Regions from separate parts of the Homo sapiens genome. Here region 2 is linked to region 1. A link is a contact called in ENCODE Hi-C or POLR2A ChIA-PET data. All regions are on one chromosome and are shown on one strand. Each heading gives the region's core, a stretch centred on a gene start or an enhancer-like site at or near the end of the contact. The rest is flanking DNA. Distances are from core to core; before and after follow the strand shown. Region 1 holds the start of ZNF816 (zinc finger protein 816). Region 2 holds the start of ZNF28 (zinc finger protein 28).

Region 1 (6,927 bases), core at 3,370-5,869:
CATCCAACAGTACCTAACCCGTACACGTTAAGGTTGCTGCCAGCTGAGGACAGCTGGTTCTCTGGCTTAGACCTGAAAGACACTTTCTTTAGCATTAGACTAGCCCCTCAGAGCCAGAAGCTGTTTGCCTTTCAGTAGGAAGATCTGGGATCAGGTGTCACTGCTCAGTACTCTTGGACCCGGCTTCTGCAAGGGTTCAAGAACTCCCCCACCATCTTCAGGGAAGCACTGGCTCGGGACCTCCAGAAGTTTCCCACCAGAGACCTAGGCTGCGCATTGCTCCAGTACGTTGATGACCTTCTGTTAGGACACCCCATGGCAGTTGAGTGTGCCAAGGGAAAGGATGCCCTACTCTGGCCCTTGGAGGACTATAGGTATAAGTTGTCCAAGAAGAAAGCCCAGATCTGCTGACAGCAGGTACATTACCTAGGATTTACTATCCAACAGGGGGAGCGCAGCCTGGGATCAGAAGGAAAGCAGGCTTTTTGCAACCTACTGAAGCCTAAGACCAGAAAGCAGGTGAAAGAATTCTTAGGTGCTGTGAGGTTCTGCAGACCGTGGATCCCAAACTTTGTAGTACTGGCCAAGCCTCTGTACGGAGTCACAAAGGGGCAGGACCAGGAACCTTTTGAACGGAGATCCCAACAACAGCAAGCCTTTCATGAGTTAAAAGAAAATCTTATGTCAGCCCCAGCCCTGGGGTTACCTGACCTGACAAAGCCTTTTACGCTGTATGTTTCTGAGAGAGAAAATACGGCAGTTAGGGTTTTGATCCAAACTGTGGGGCCCTGGCCGAGGCCAGTGGCCTGCCTCTCTAAGAAACTAAATGGGGATTCTAAAGGTTAGCCCTCATGTTTGAGGGCCTTGGCAGCAACTGCCCTGCTGGCAGAAGAAGCAGATAAACTAACTCTTAGGCAAAACCTGAACATAAAGGCCCCCCATGCTGTGGTGACTTTAATGAATACCAAAAGACATCATTGGCTAATGAATGCTAGACTAAACAAGTACCAAAGCTTGCTCTGTGAAAATCCCCACATAACCATTGAAGTTTGTAACACCCTGAACCCCGCCACCTTACTCTTGGTATCAGACAGCCCTGTTGAGCATAACTGTGTAGAGGTGTTGGACTCAGTTTACTTTAGCAGGCTTGACCTTTGAGACCAGCCTTGGGCATCAGTAGACTGGGAGCTATAAGTGGACAGGAGCAGCTTCAACAGCCCACAAGGAGAGAGATGTGCAGGATATGCGGTAGTAACCCTGGACACTGCCATTGATGCCAGATCGTTGTCCCAGGGCACTTCAGCCCAGAAAGCCGAGCTCATTGCTTTAATTCAGGCCTTAGAACTCAGTGAAGGTAAGACTGAAAATATTTACACTGACTCTCGGTATGCCTTTTTAACCCTTCAAGTGCATAAAGCATTATATAAAGAAAAGGGCCTGTTGAACTCTGGAGAAAAAGACATAAAATATCAGCAAGAAATCTTGCAATTATTAGAAGCAGCATAGAAACCCCACAATGTGGCAGTCATGCACTGCAGAGGACACCAGCGAGCTTCCACCTCGGTTGCCTTAGGGAACTCCAGAGCTGACTCAGAAGCTCGAAAAGCAACATCCACACCCTACTGGGCATCAGTCACAGCCCCCTTGCTCCCTCAAGCACCTGACCTTGTACCTACTTATTCTAAAGAAGAAAAAGACTTTCTCCAGGCAGAGGGAAGACAGGTGATGGAAGAAGGAAGGATCCGGTCACCAAATAGGACAGTACCTGTGCCACAGCTGCTAGGAGCCACAGTTGTACTGGAGGTGCATGAAACCACCCATCTAGGTCAGGAGTCACTTGAACAGTTGTTAGGCTGGTACTTCTACAGCTCACAATTGTCAGCCCTCGCCAAAACCGTGGCACAGCGGTGTGTTACCTGCCGACAGCACAATGCGAGGCAGGGTTCAGCCATTCTGCCCGGCATACAAGCTTATGAAGCAGCCCCCTTTGAAGATCTCCAGGTGGACTTCACAGAAATGCCAAAGTGTAGAAGTAACAAGTATTTACTAGTTCTCGTGTGTACCTACTCTAGGTAGGTGGAGGCTTATCCCACACGAACTGAGAAAGCTCATGTGCTTCTTCGAGATCTTATTCCTAGATTTGGACGGCCCTTACGAATCAGCTCGGATAACGGGCTGGAGTTTGTGGCTGACTTAGTACAGACGACAGCAAAGGTATTAAAGATCACGTGGAAACTGCATGCTGCCTTCTGACCTCAGAGTTCTGGAAAGGTGGAGTGAATGAATCGGATTATCAAAAATAGCTTAAGGCCTTAGGAAAAATTACACAAATGATTTCAGCCCAGGTAAATGAGAGATGCCCCATTAGCTTATTCTCCCCAGTTCACTCTTTCTCCCCGGGTGATTGAGTGTGGATCAAGGACTGGAACGTAGCCCCTGTGTGCCCCCACTGGAAAGTACCCCAGACCGTCATCCTGACCACTCCCACCGCTGTGAAGGTAGAAGGAATCCCGGCCTGGATCCACCACAGCCATATAAAACCTGCAGCGCCTGAAACCTGGGAGGCAAGGCCAAGCCCAGATAACCCCTGCAAAGTGACCCTGAAGAAGACGACAAGCCCTGCTCCAGTCACACCCGGAAGCTGACTGGTCCTACGCACAGTGGAAGCATGAGGAAGCTCATCGTGGGACTCATTCTTCTTAAATTTTAGACTTGTACAGTAAAGGCTTCAACTGACCTTCCTCAAACTAAGGACTGTTCCCAGTGTATTCATCAGGTCACTGAGATAGGACAGCAAATTAAAACAATCTTTCTGTTCTATAGTTATTATGAATGTACAGGCACGTTAAAAGGATCTTATTTGTATAATTCCACTCAATACAAGGTACGTAGCCCAGGAAATGACAAACCTACTATGGGTTATAACCCATCTAAGCCTCCTGCAACCACCGTTTTTCAAATAAGATTAAGAACTGGTCCTTTCCTAGGTGACACAAGTAAAATAATAACTAGAACAGAAGAAAAAAGAATCCCCAAACAAGAAACTTTAAATTTGATGCTTGTGCAGCCATTAATAGTAACAAGCTCAGATTAAGATGTGGCTCTCTTAACTAAGAAAGGAGCTGCACAGTAGAAAATAAATGTTTGTCATGAGGCAGAGGTCTGTGAAAATTTGCCTGTTGCCCATGTGTTATTTAGGCTACTTAGAAAAATGACAAAAAAGACCCGGTTCACTTTCAAAAAAAAGAAGCCAACCCCTCCTGTGCTAGCAGTCACTGTAACCCACTAGAACTAATAATCACTAATTCCCTAGACCCCCGTTAGAGAAAAAGAGAAGGTGTAATCCTGACGGTCAATAGGACAAGGGTAACCCCCCAAGTTGCCATTTTAGTCCGAGGGGAGGTCCCCAGGCCCTTTCCCAAACCAGTGTTTCAAGCCTTTTATAATGAGCTAAATCTGCCAGCACCAGAGCTTCCAAAAAAGACAAGGAACTTGTTTCTCCAGTTAACGGAAAATGTAGCTCATTCCCTCAATGTTGCTTCTTGTTATGTACGCGGAGGAACTACTGTTGGAGACCGATGGCCTCAGGAAGCCCGAGAGTTGGTGCCCACTGATCCAGTTCCTCACACAATTCCAGCTCAGAAGGCCCAAACTAGCAACTTCTAGGTCCTAAAAACCTCAGTTATTAGACAATACTATGTAGCTAAGGAAAGAAAAAACTTCAGCAACCCCGTAAGAAAGCTCAATTGTCTAGGACAGAAGTTGTATACAACAGCACAACAAGGACAGTCACTTGGTGAGGCTTAAACCACACTGAAAAGAACTCATTACGTAAATTTTCTAAATTACAGACTGCCTAGGCTCATCCAGAATTTCATTGAGACTGGACGGCCCCCGCTGGACTATACTAGTCCAGGCACAGAGACTATACTATACTATACTAGTCCAGGCACAGGCTATACTAGTCTGTAGGCACAGAGACCCATCTCCAACAACAAAGAAGAAAAGTGAAAATCTGGGTCCTGGCTCTGGGAATCTAAGGCCAATTAATGTGAACTTTGCAAAACTAGACCAAAAGGAATAACCCCATCTCCCCACCCGTAGTAACAAAGGATCAAAGGGTACTCTCCCTGTAGCCCTCCCACTTCCACCACGTCTCAGATGGAAAGGGAAAGAGCCCAGGAGTGGCCACAAAGCACCGGCCACCCTGGGGCTGCGGGGCTGCAACGCTGCGCTCCAGGGGCCGACTAGAGCGAGGCTGGGAAGCGCTCTTGCCCAGGGCAAGAATCCAGCTCCGGGTGAGGACTTGAAACAGCGCGAGGCGGGAGGACGCGTCAGAAAGGGTTTTGCTAAGGAAAGTTTCGCGACAGGAGGTGTCTGCACGGCCCCACTGCAGAAAGACCGGGGACGGGACCAGCCTCAGGGCAACTTTAAACTCAAAAGGAAGCGACTCACGGACTCTCACCCGGACGTTTCAATTTGCTCTGGGTTGAGAAAAGAGGGGCCGGAACCTGCAGGTCTGTGGGGACCCCACGTCCCCTATATAGCAGCACCAGACAACTAGGAAACGCACACGCCGCCGTGCAACTTTCAGTCCACGCCATCCGCTTCCGGGTCTGTGCCAATCGGCGCAGGACAGAAGCGGGACCTGGGCCAGATCCCCGAGAGGTGGGCGGGGCCTGGGCGAGGCCGGGGCGGGGTGCAAAGGACAAGGGGCCCGGCGCGGAAGAGAAGAGTCTTGGGCTGGGAGGAGTCCGCGGGGGCGGGAAAGGGGCGGGGCCTGAGCTTTTCTCCATCTCGCTCTCCGCGCCTCTGTTTTCAAGGTTTTAGAGGTGAAACCCGCCAGTGAGGCTGGAGCAGCTCAGCAGTCAGGGAAATAGTACCTCCCTGAGAAGTCGCCGTGTGGCGGTAATTGGATCCGGGAAAGTTCCTTGCTATTGAAATTTATTTTAGCAATTTAATTCCAAAGCCTGGAAGTTGTCTACGGCAGGAATGCAAACTAGAATGCGAAATGCAAAGCCTTGCCTGAGCGAAAGGTACAATTTCATGCTGACGGTCCACAGAACAGAATAGAAATCCTCTCCCTTTCAATTCTCCATTCACTGGAGTGGGAGAGTCCACACTGTGCTCAGCTCCTGAGACTTCCCTAGGGCCACCGTCTGGGGTGCGGAGCAGAGGAGTGTGCTTAAACACAGCAGGGATGCGGGCGGGGTGGCAGGAGTCTGGGGTCCCCGCTACTCAGGAAGCAGGGGCGAGAGGATCGCTGAGCCTGGAGTTCCAGGCCAGCCTGGGCGACAAAGTAAGACCCTCTATCCCAGAGCTCCCTCCTCCGTCTCAATAAACAAAAAAGTGATTTAAAAAAAGCACTGACATTGTAACAGTGCATATAAGTTGCCCAGTTGTTTCTTACGTTTATTATTTCATGCTGCACTTAAAATGAGTTATTTTTGTCGTGGAAAAGAATCAAACTGTAAAATATCTTAAGAGATTTATTCTAAGCTAAATATGAATGACCCTCAGGAGGTCCTGAGAACATGTGTCCAAGGTGATGGGGAACAGCTTGTTCTTAGACATTTTAGGGAGGCATTAGACATCAATCAAATACATTTAAGAAATACGCTGCTTTGGTTCAGAAAGGAGGGGCAACTCAAAGCGGGGACTTCTGGGCTACAGGTAAATTGAAACATTTTCTGATTGACAATTGGTTGAGTTTGTCTAAATACCTGGGATCAACGGAGAGGAAATGTTCACGTTAAGGTAAAAGATTGTGGAGACCAATGTTGTTTTCAAGTCTTCTATTGGCTGCCCTTAGAGATAATAGATGATAAGTGTTTTCTATTCAGACCTTTAAACAGTGCGAGATTCTTACTTAATCTCTTCAGGATTGGTAGGGCCTAGAAGAAAAAGATCTAGCTATGTTAACAGAGATTCTTTACAAATGCACATGTACCCCTCACAAAGAACAGCTTTGCAGGACCATTTCAAAATATGGCACAGAAACATGTTTTGGGGTAAAATATTTTGACTTTCTTCTTTGTCACGTTATTCCAGAGTCAGACTGGAAAGTAAGACAGGATATATAGGACTAAATAAAACCCATCTGATGAGTATTTATGGTTTGTAGGGCATGACTCCCCAGACCCTTTAGATAGGAATTTGGGCAAGAGAAAAAAATTAGACCTTGGTCCTCATTCTCAAATTCTTTTTTTAAAAAATAATTCCTAAGTGTATTGTAATATCAAATTCACTTTACGTGCCTTCTGAAAATAAGTAGAAAATGTACTTTTTATCTTCAAGTTGTAATTTTTTTTTCCCTAGAAACAGGACCTAGTTCTGACACCCAGGATGGAATGCAGTGGTGGGAACACTGCCCACTGCAACCTCAACCTCTGGGGCTCAAGCAATCCTCCCGTCTCACCTCCCAACTAGCTGGGGCCACAGGCCCTCACCACCAGGCCTGGCTAATTTTTTAATATTTTGTAGAGTCGGGGGTCCACTATGATGCTTAGGCTGGCCTTGAACTCCTGTACTCAAACAATCCTCCCACCTTAGCTTCCCAAAGTGTTGGGATTAAAGGCGAGCTACCACACCCATCCAATTGTAATCTATTTTGGGTGTTTTCTTTGTTGTTCTCTCCTAAGTGTTCTATCAGGTGTGAACAACAAAGGCTGTAAAATAGGCAGTCTTCAAACATTGGGATTTATTTTCATATAGAGAATAATTATGAGATATTACTAAGGATACATTGCAGTCAGGTTATTCTGTTTTACGTGGGCCCTGAAGAAAATATAACTAAATTACAAAATTGGCTGGGTGTGATGGCTCACACCTGTAATCCCAGCACTTTGGCAGGCCTAGGCGAATGGATCACCCTGAGGTCAGGAGTTTGAGATCAGCCTGGCCAACACAGCGAAACCCCATCTGTAC
Region 2 (7,388 bases), core at 1-2,500, 140 kb before region 1:
CTGGGATTACAGGCGTGAGCCACCGCGCCCGGCCCTTATTTAACCTCTTGTTGGTCCTTCTCCCCAATCTTTAGATCGTCCTCAATCTCCATAGATTTCCACCTCTTCTCCCCTCTCTGCTCTCCCTGTTAAATTCTCTCTTCTCTGTTATAACCCCCTGGACCCAGTCTGGCACCCCAGATCCCCAGGTGTCCTCCCCGCTGTGCTTCTCCCTCTGTTCTCCTTGCCACCAGCACCACTCTGCTCTGTCTGACCCGGCTCCACATCCCTCCTCCTCTCCCTCACTCTGATGAGCCTCCACATTTCTGCCCCTCTCCCTACCTTGCTGTCTGTCCTTCATCTCTCTGTACATCTAGCTTTTCTCTACATTTCTCCAGTTGCTTTTCTCCTCCTGCTTTCTTATCTTTTATCACTTTTGCTGTCTCTTGGCAAATCCCTCACCATCCTCTACTTTGCCATCTGTTATGGGTCTTTCTCATTCTTCTTTTCTCTGTCTCAGGTTTTCTACTGCTCTCTTAGTCCCTCTCTCTGTCTCCTGATCCCTTTGGCCCACACGATCACACGAGGGTTTGGAGTAAGACACCTGCATCTCGGAGAAGCGCATTTTCCCAGAGCTGGAGCTGGGCGGGCAAGAACACCCCGCGTCACAGGACAAGCCCCAGGCACCTCTCCAACGCGGGCTCAGGGGAAGCGGTGACTGCGGAGGGGAGATCTGGGGAGCAGCAGGGCCCAGCAAGAGGAGGAGGGAGGTGGGGAGCGACGACGCCTTCGGACAAGGGTGGGATCCGCAGGATCCCAGGACCACAGAACGCAGCCTTCCCGGGACTGGGGTCGCCGCGCTGTGCTCCAGGAACCCAGGAGGATGAGGCTGGGAGGCGCACAGGGTGGGAATACACCTCTAGGGTGAGGACTTTAAAAAGAGCCGTGCGGAAGGAGTCAAAAAAAGGTTTTGAGCAGGAAAACTACGAGATAGGAAGTGTATACATTGCCCTGTAGCAGAAAGACCCGGGACGGGACCAGCCTCAGGGCGACTTTAAACCTAAAAAGAAGGGGCTTCCGGACTCCCAGTAGAACATCTCCATTTGCTCTGAGTGAACGAAGAAAGGGGAGAACTTCCAGGTCTAGGGGGACCCCACATCCCATGTACAGAAGTGCCGGGGACCTGGGAAGCTCAGACTTAACACCACACAGAGCAAAACTCACCGCCCGCCGCGGCGTCACCGTCATTCCACGGGATCCGCTTCCTGGTCTGCGCGAATCTGCGCGCGCAGGACAGAAACCAGGCCTGGGTGGAGCCAACGAGGAGGCGAGCGGGGCCCGGGTGAGGTGTGGGCGGGGCGCGAAGCGGCGAGACCTTGCCCTTTAGAACCCGCAGAGGGCGGGGCCGGAGCGGGACCTGTGAGTCTCAGCCTCCTCCCAGGCCATGTTCTCAGGCTTTTGAACCCGGGAGATACAGCTTGCATTGGGCCGAGATCGAGCCACTGCACACCAGCCTGGGCAACAGAGCCAGACTCCGTCTCTAAAAAAAAATAAAAAAATAAAAAAATAATAAAAAAAAAATTTGCTTGTGCGAGACAGGGATACAACATTACTCTTTTCCGTGTGGATATCCAGTTAGTTGTCCCAGCACATTTGTAAAAGAGATCTATTACTTTCTCCTTTTTATTTACATTTTTTTCTTTTCTTTTTCCCTTTTTTTTTTTTTTTTTTTTGAGGCTATTTCTCTGTCGCCCTGGCTGGAGTGCAGTGGCGAGATCTTGACTCACTGCAGCCTCTGCCTCCTGGGTTGAAGCGATTCTTCTGCCTCAGCCTCCGGAGTAGCTGGCACTACAGGCACACCCACCATGCCCGGTTAATTTTTGTATTTTGTGTAGAGACAGGATTTCGCCATGTTGGACAGGCTGGTCTCGAACTCCTGACTTCAAGTGATCCGACTGCCTTGGCCTCCCCAAGTGCTGGGATTACAGGCCTGAGCCACTGTGCCTGGCCCAGGAAATACTCTTTACTTTGCTTTTTAAATGTTGAGAAAATACAACTGAAAACTAAAAAATCTTCCCCGAAATGAGAAATCATCTTCATGACAAAACAGGAAGAAATAAGAACTATTCTATTAATGAATAAGCCTTAGACCAGAATGTGTTGGGAAATAGAGGCAAACAGCTAAGAGGTTGAAAAGAGAGAAAGAAACTTCATTGTTCTATGCAACCCGTTAAGTACATGTTTTCAAGATAAACACTAATCAGTCCTCAGGGAAGATTAGTTGACAACAGCCTTGGTCGCACATAGTTCATCCTGGCTGTACTTGGTAATGGAGGTGACTATCTGTGTCAGCTAGTTAGCTTCATGCAGAGAGAGGGGAATTACTTTAACCCACGTCTTTTTGACAAGTGTGAGTTTTACAACATGGAGGCAGGTGCCGTCTCTAGTGAGGCTGCTACAGTCCGACAGAAACTGACGTCAGCAGTAAATAATAAAATTTAGAATACATAATTAACTATAGAGTTTATTGGAACACAAAGCTTGAGGATAGCCACCTGGAAACGTCAACTCCAAATGAAGGGGGCCCGTGTTCCCAAGTAGAGACGTTAAGGTTTCACACACAGGGAAAGACAGAGAAGCTTTACCAGAATCACATTTTCCATTCAAGGCCAGTGCATAGGCTGCAGCAAATTGATTGGTTATGGATTGATACACTTCAAGGAAGGTTACTTTATCACTCCATAAGAAGGGACAATGATGCCAACAGGTTAGTCTTCCTAATTATTTACAGGTAAACTTTTTTTAAAATTTATATTAGGAAACTAAATTTTATTGCACTTTTTGTTTTGTTTTGTTTTGGTTTGGTTTTTGGTACGGAGTCTTGCTCTGTTGCCCAGGCTGGAGTGCAGTGGTGCAATCTTGGCTCACTGTGACCTCCATCTCCCGGGTTCAAGCAGCTCTCCTGCCTCAGCCTCCTGAGTAGCTGGGATTACAGGCACACGCCACCATGCCTGGCTAATGCTTTTGTATTTTCAGTAGACACGGGGTTTCACCATGTTGGCCAGGCTGGTTTCTAATTCCTGACCTCAAGTGATCCACCCACCTTAGCCTCCCAAAGTGCTGAGACTACAGGCGTGCGCCACCGCACCTGGCCAGTAAAACTCTTAGAAGTTGCGCCTGCACACCACTGGACTCAGGTTGCATGACCACGTTCCTCTCAAAGCTCAGAATTATTTAAATGTCCGTAGCTTTAAATTTGAAATATTTGATGTTTGAATTATTTAACTTCCTACTGAGATATAGGTACTATCGCCCTTGTAGTTTGCCTTACAAGGATCGTTCCCAAGACCTTCAGAAATACATCCTTGGGTCATTAAACTGAAAAAAGGCTTAGTTACTTTCTAAAAAATACCACTTCAGGCCAGGCGCGGTGGTTCAAGCCTGTAATCCCAGCGTTTTGGAAGGCCGAGGAGGACAGATGGCCTGAGGTCGGAAGTTGGAGACCGGCCTGACCAATATGGAGAAACCCCATCTCTCCTATAAATACAAAAATTAGCCTGGCCTGTTGGCATGTGCCTCTATTCCCAGCTACTCGGGAGGCTGAGGGAGGTGAATCGCTTGAGCCCAGGAGACACGGAGGTTGTGGTGAGCCAAGATCACGCCATTGCACTCCAGCCCAGGCAACAACAGTGAAACTCCGTCTCAAAAACAAAAAATAAATAATAATAATAATAATAATAATAAATATGGCCGGCGCAGTGGCTCATGCCTGAGTGAGACTCCGTCTCAAAACAAAATAAAACAAAACAAAACAAAAAACAAAAAAAACACATTACCAGTTCCACAGTAGGGTGTCCTCAAAAACAAAGGAAATGCCTCCTCTTTAAGTTTTTCTTACATAGGCATCCAGGTAAATACAAAGATATGTCTACCTGCCGGTTGGCTGACAGTCTAACACAACTTATTACTTTGTTGATTTAAAGCTATCCATGACTGGTCGCGGTGGCTCATGCCTGCAATCCCGGCACTTTGGGTGGCCGAGGTGGGCAGATCACCTGAGGTCAGGACTGTGAAACCAGCCTGGCCAACAGGGTAAAACCCCATCTCTACTAAAGATACAAAAATTAGCGAGGTGTGGTGGTGCGCGCCTGTAGTCCCAGATACTCAAGAGGATGAGACAGAAGAATCAATTGAACCTGGGAGGCAGAGGTTGCAGTGAGCTGAGATTGTGCCACTGCACTCCAGCCTGGGTGACATAGAGAGACTCCATCTCAAAAAAAAGAAATAACTAACTTTAAAGACGAAAATAAAGAAAAATCTGGAGAGGTCTCAGGAATCTCTAGCCAGTCTGATTGGAGAGTGTTCTTCCTCACTGAAGTCAGACACCAAAAACCGTGAAAGCTGGCTGATTTCTGAACTGCTGAAGTTCCAACAGAACATAACCAGATATACAAAGAGATAACGTGGATGATCCCAAGAAATTATACACAAATTTATAAAACAGAGACTTAGAAATAACGGGACTAAAAATTCAAAATAAGCCTGGGCAACATGTTGAAACCATGTTTCTACCAAAAATACAAAAATTAGCTGGACACGGTGGTGCACACCTGTAGTTCCAGCTACTTGGGAGGCTGAGATGGGAGGATTGCTTGAGCCTGAAATGCAGAGGCTGCAGGGCACATGGTGCTCTCTCATGTTCTCAGAGAGGGCGCTTTTACACCTGGGGGTAGGGATGGAATCTTCCCAGATCTAAGAAATGAGGAAATGCCACGTCCTAGAAGAAGCAATCAGTTTCTCAATAGCCCCTCCTGCAGGAACCCTCCAGATACATGTAGCGAAGTCAGCACACTCACAGGCAGCCAGTGTGGCATTCTTGGTAACAGTGACAAACTGGGAAGGACTCACGTGTCTTCATTCAGAAAATGCTCCAAGGAGAATGAAAAACAGTAAGCTATCTTGCTTCCTACCTTGAAAACATGGAATATTTTAAGACTTGCAGGATAAAATACCACAACAAAACATTTATCATGTTGAGCTCAGTGGCTCACGCATGTAATCCCAGTACTTGGGAGGCCGAGGAGGGAGGATCACTTGAGGCCAGGAGTCTAAGACCAGCCTGGCCAATATGGAGAAACTCCATCTCTACTAAAAATATAACAATTAGCCAAGCATGATGGCACATACCTGTAACACAGCTACTCAGTTGGCTGAGGCTAGAGAATCATTTGAACCCATGAAGCAGAGGTTGCAATGTGCTAGTAAGTTCCAGCCTGTTGACAGGGTGAGACACCGGTCTCACAAAACATACAAAACAAAAAACAACAACAAAAAAATCATTTGGCCGGGCACAGTGGCTCATGCCTGTAATCCCAGCACTTCGGGAGGCTGAGGGGGATGGATCACTAGAAGCCAGGAGTGCCAGACCACCCTGGCCAACATGGTGAAACTCCATCTCTATTAAAAATACAAAAAACTTATCCAGGCATAGTGGCACACACCTTTAGTCCCAGGTATTCAGGAGGCTGAGGCACAAGAATCACTTGAACCTGGAGGAAAGAGTCTGCAGTGAGGCAAGATTGCGCCACTGCGCTCCAGTCTGGGTGACAGGCACATTCATCAAATAATTTTATCTAAAATCTCATAATGGTGTCTGAATACATTTCTGTAGGACTTACGCTGACTTGCCACAGTACTCTCAGCAGTGATTCCCCATTGAGCCAAGGGAACTGGTGGAAGGCTGGACAGGAAAGGGGATGCCTAAGTGAACTTTCTTTGTCCGGGAGTGGTTGCTCAACGCCTGTAATCCTAGCACTTTGGGAGGCCGATTTCTTGTTTTAAAAGCAATAATAGAACAAATTATCCTCTACCACTGATGTTACCTCCACTTTCCATTCCATTCTAAGTCATTAAAAGTGCAGAGTCAAAACTGGGAATTGCGGCAAATGCTTGTAATCCCAGCATTTTGGGAGTCCAAGATGGATGGATCACCTGAGTTCAGAGGTCTGAGACCAGCCTGACCAATGTGGTGAAACCCTGTTTCTACTAAAAGTACAAAACTTAGCGCTGGGTGGGCTGGCTCACACCTGTAATCCCAGCACTTTGGGAGGATGAGGTGGAAAGATCATGAGGTCAGGATTTTGAAAGCAGCCTGGCCAACAAGGCAAAACCCCATCTCTACTAAAAATACAAATATTAGCTGGGTGTGATGGTGCATGCCTGTAGTCCCAGCTACTCAGAAGGTTGAGGTAGGAGAATTGCTTGAACCCGGGAGGCAGAGGTTGCAGTGAGCCGAGACCACACCAATGCACTCCAGCCTGGGTGACAGAATGAGGCTCCATCTCAAAAAACAAACAAACAAAAACTCAGCTGGGCCTGGTGGTGCACACCTGTAGTCCCAGCTACTTGGGAGGCTGAGCCAGGAGAACTGCTTGAACCCAGGAGGTGGAGGGTGCAGTGAGCTGACAGATATTGTGCCACTGCCATCCAGCCTGGCGACAGAGCAAGACTCCATTCTCACCCACCTAAAAAAGAAAAAAAAGTGCAGAGTCCAGCCAGGCTGGCTGTCTCATATCTGTTATCTCAGCAATTTGGGAGGCTGAAATGGGAGGCTGAAATGGGAAGATCACTTGAGGCCAGGAGCTCAAAGCTATAGTGAGCTTTGACTATACCACCGTACTCCTGCCTGGACAAAATAGCAAGATCCCATAGCCACATAATAAAAAATGAAAGACTTAGCCAGATATGGTGACACATGCCTGTCATCCTAGCTCCTTGGGAGGGTAATGTGTGGATCACTTGAGACCAGGAGTTCGAGGCTGCTATAAACTAGAATTGTACCATTGCACTCCAGACTGGGCCATAGAGCAAAACCCTGTCTCTAAAAACAAAAAAAAAAAAAGAAAAAAAGAAAATTGGCTTCAAATGCATTACAAAATCAGAAACAAAATATCTCCCTTTATTGGTCTCCTTTCCAGAATGCACAAGATATCAGTGCACATTAATGTATGGCTTTCATATGTAGTTTCTGGGATCCAGTCCACAAAGAGCTAAACGTGCATCCAAATGTGGTGCCTGAACAATCCCAGCTGCCCCGCAGCACTGACACCATGGGGCCCATACCCCATCTCCATCCATGTCTGGTGTGAGCCCTTCCCAAGACCATGCCCAGTGCAGCCTCTATGGAAATTCACGTCACTGAGTTATAGAAGAAGGATTTTTTTTTTTTTTTGAGATGGAGTCTTGCGGTGTCTGCTCACTGCAAGTTCCGCCTCCCAGGTTCATGCCATTTTTCTGCCTCAGCCTCCCGAGTAGCTGGGACTACAGGCACCCGCCACCACGCCTGGCTAATTTTTTTGTATTTTTAGTAGAGACAGGGTTTCACCATGTTAGCCAGGATGGTCTCGATC

Evidence for each region. Hi-C counts contacts between places; a loop is a spot of excess contacts on that map. ChIA-PET counts read pairs that join two places held with the same protein, here RNA polymerase II (POLR2A). Pooled maps may share reads with other maps.
Region 2: a loop to region 1 is called in a map with no recorded cell type, with 25 times the contacts of the local background. The contact joins the promoter of ZNF28 here to the promoter of ZNF816 in region 1. A Hi-C loop is called at or near these places in 3 of 37 single-sample maps with no recorded cell type and 12 of 50 pooled maps. POLR2A ChIA-PET finds 5 or more read pairs at or near these places in 2 of 52 experiments (activated CD8-positive, alpha-beta T cell and activated CD8-positive, alpha-beta memory T cell).

Annotation. Positions count from the first base shown.
Region 1 is chr19:52,958,262-52,965,188 of GRCh38, forward strand. ZNF816 (zinc finger protein 816) reads right to left here and starts at 4,620. Exons shown (of 4, transcript NM_001202457.3): 1 at 4,466-4,620. It overlaps ZNF816-ZNF321P (ZNF816-ZNF321P readthrough), which reads right to left and starts at 4,620. Exons shown (of 4, transcript NM_001202473.2): 1 at 4,456-4,620. RefSeq lists an enhancer at 4,338-4,587 and a silencer at 4,648-4,847.
Region 2 is chr19:52,820,383-52,827,770 of GRCh38, forward strand. It overlaps ZNF28 (zinc finger protein 28), which reads right to left and starts at 1,251. Exons shown (of 4, transcript NM_006969.5): 1 at 1,204-1,251. It also overlaps a transcript of ZNF600 not described here. RefSeq lists an enhancer at 1,196-1,697.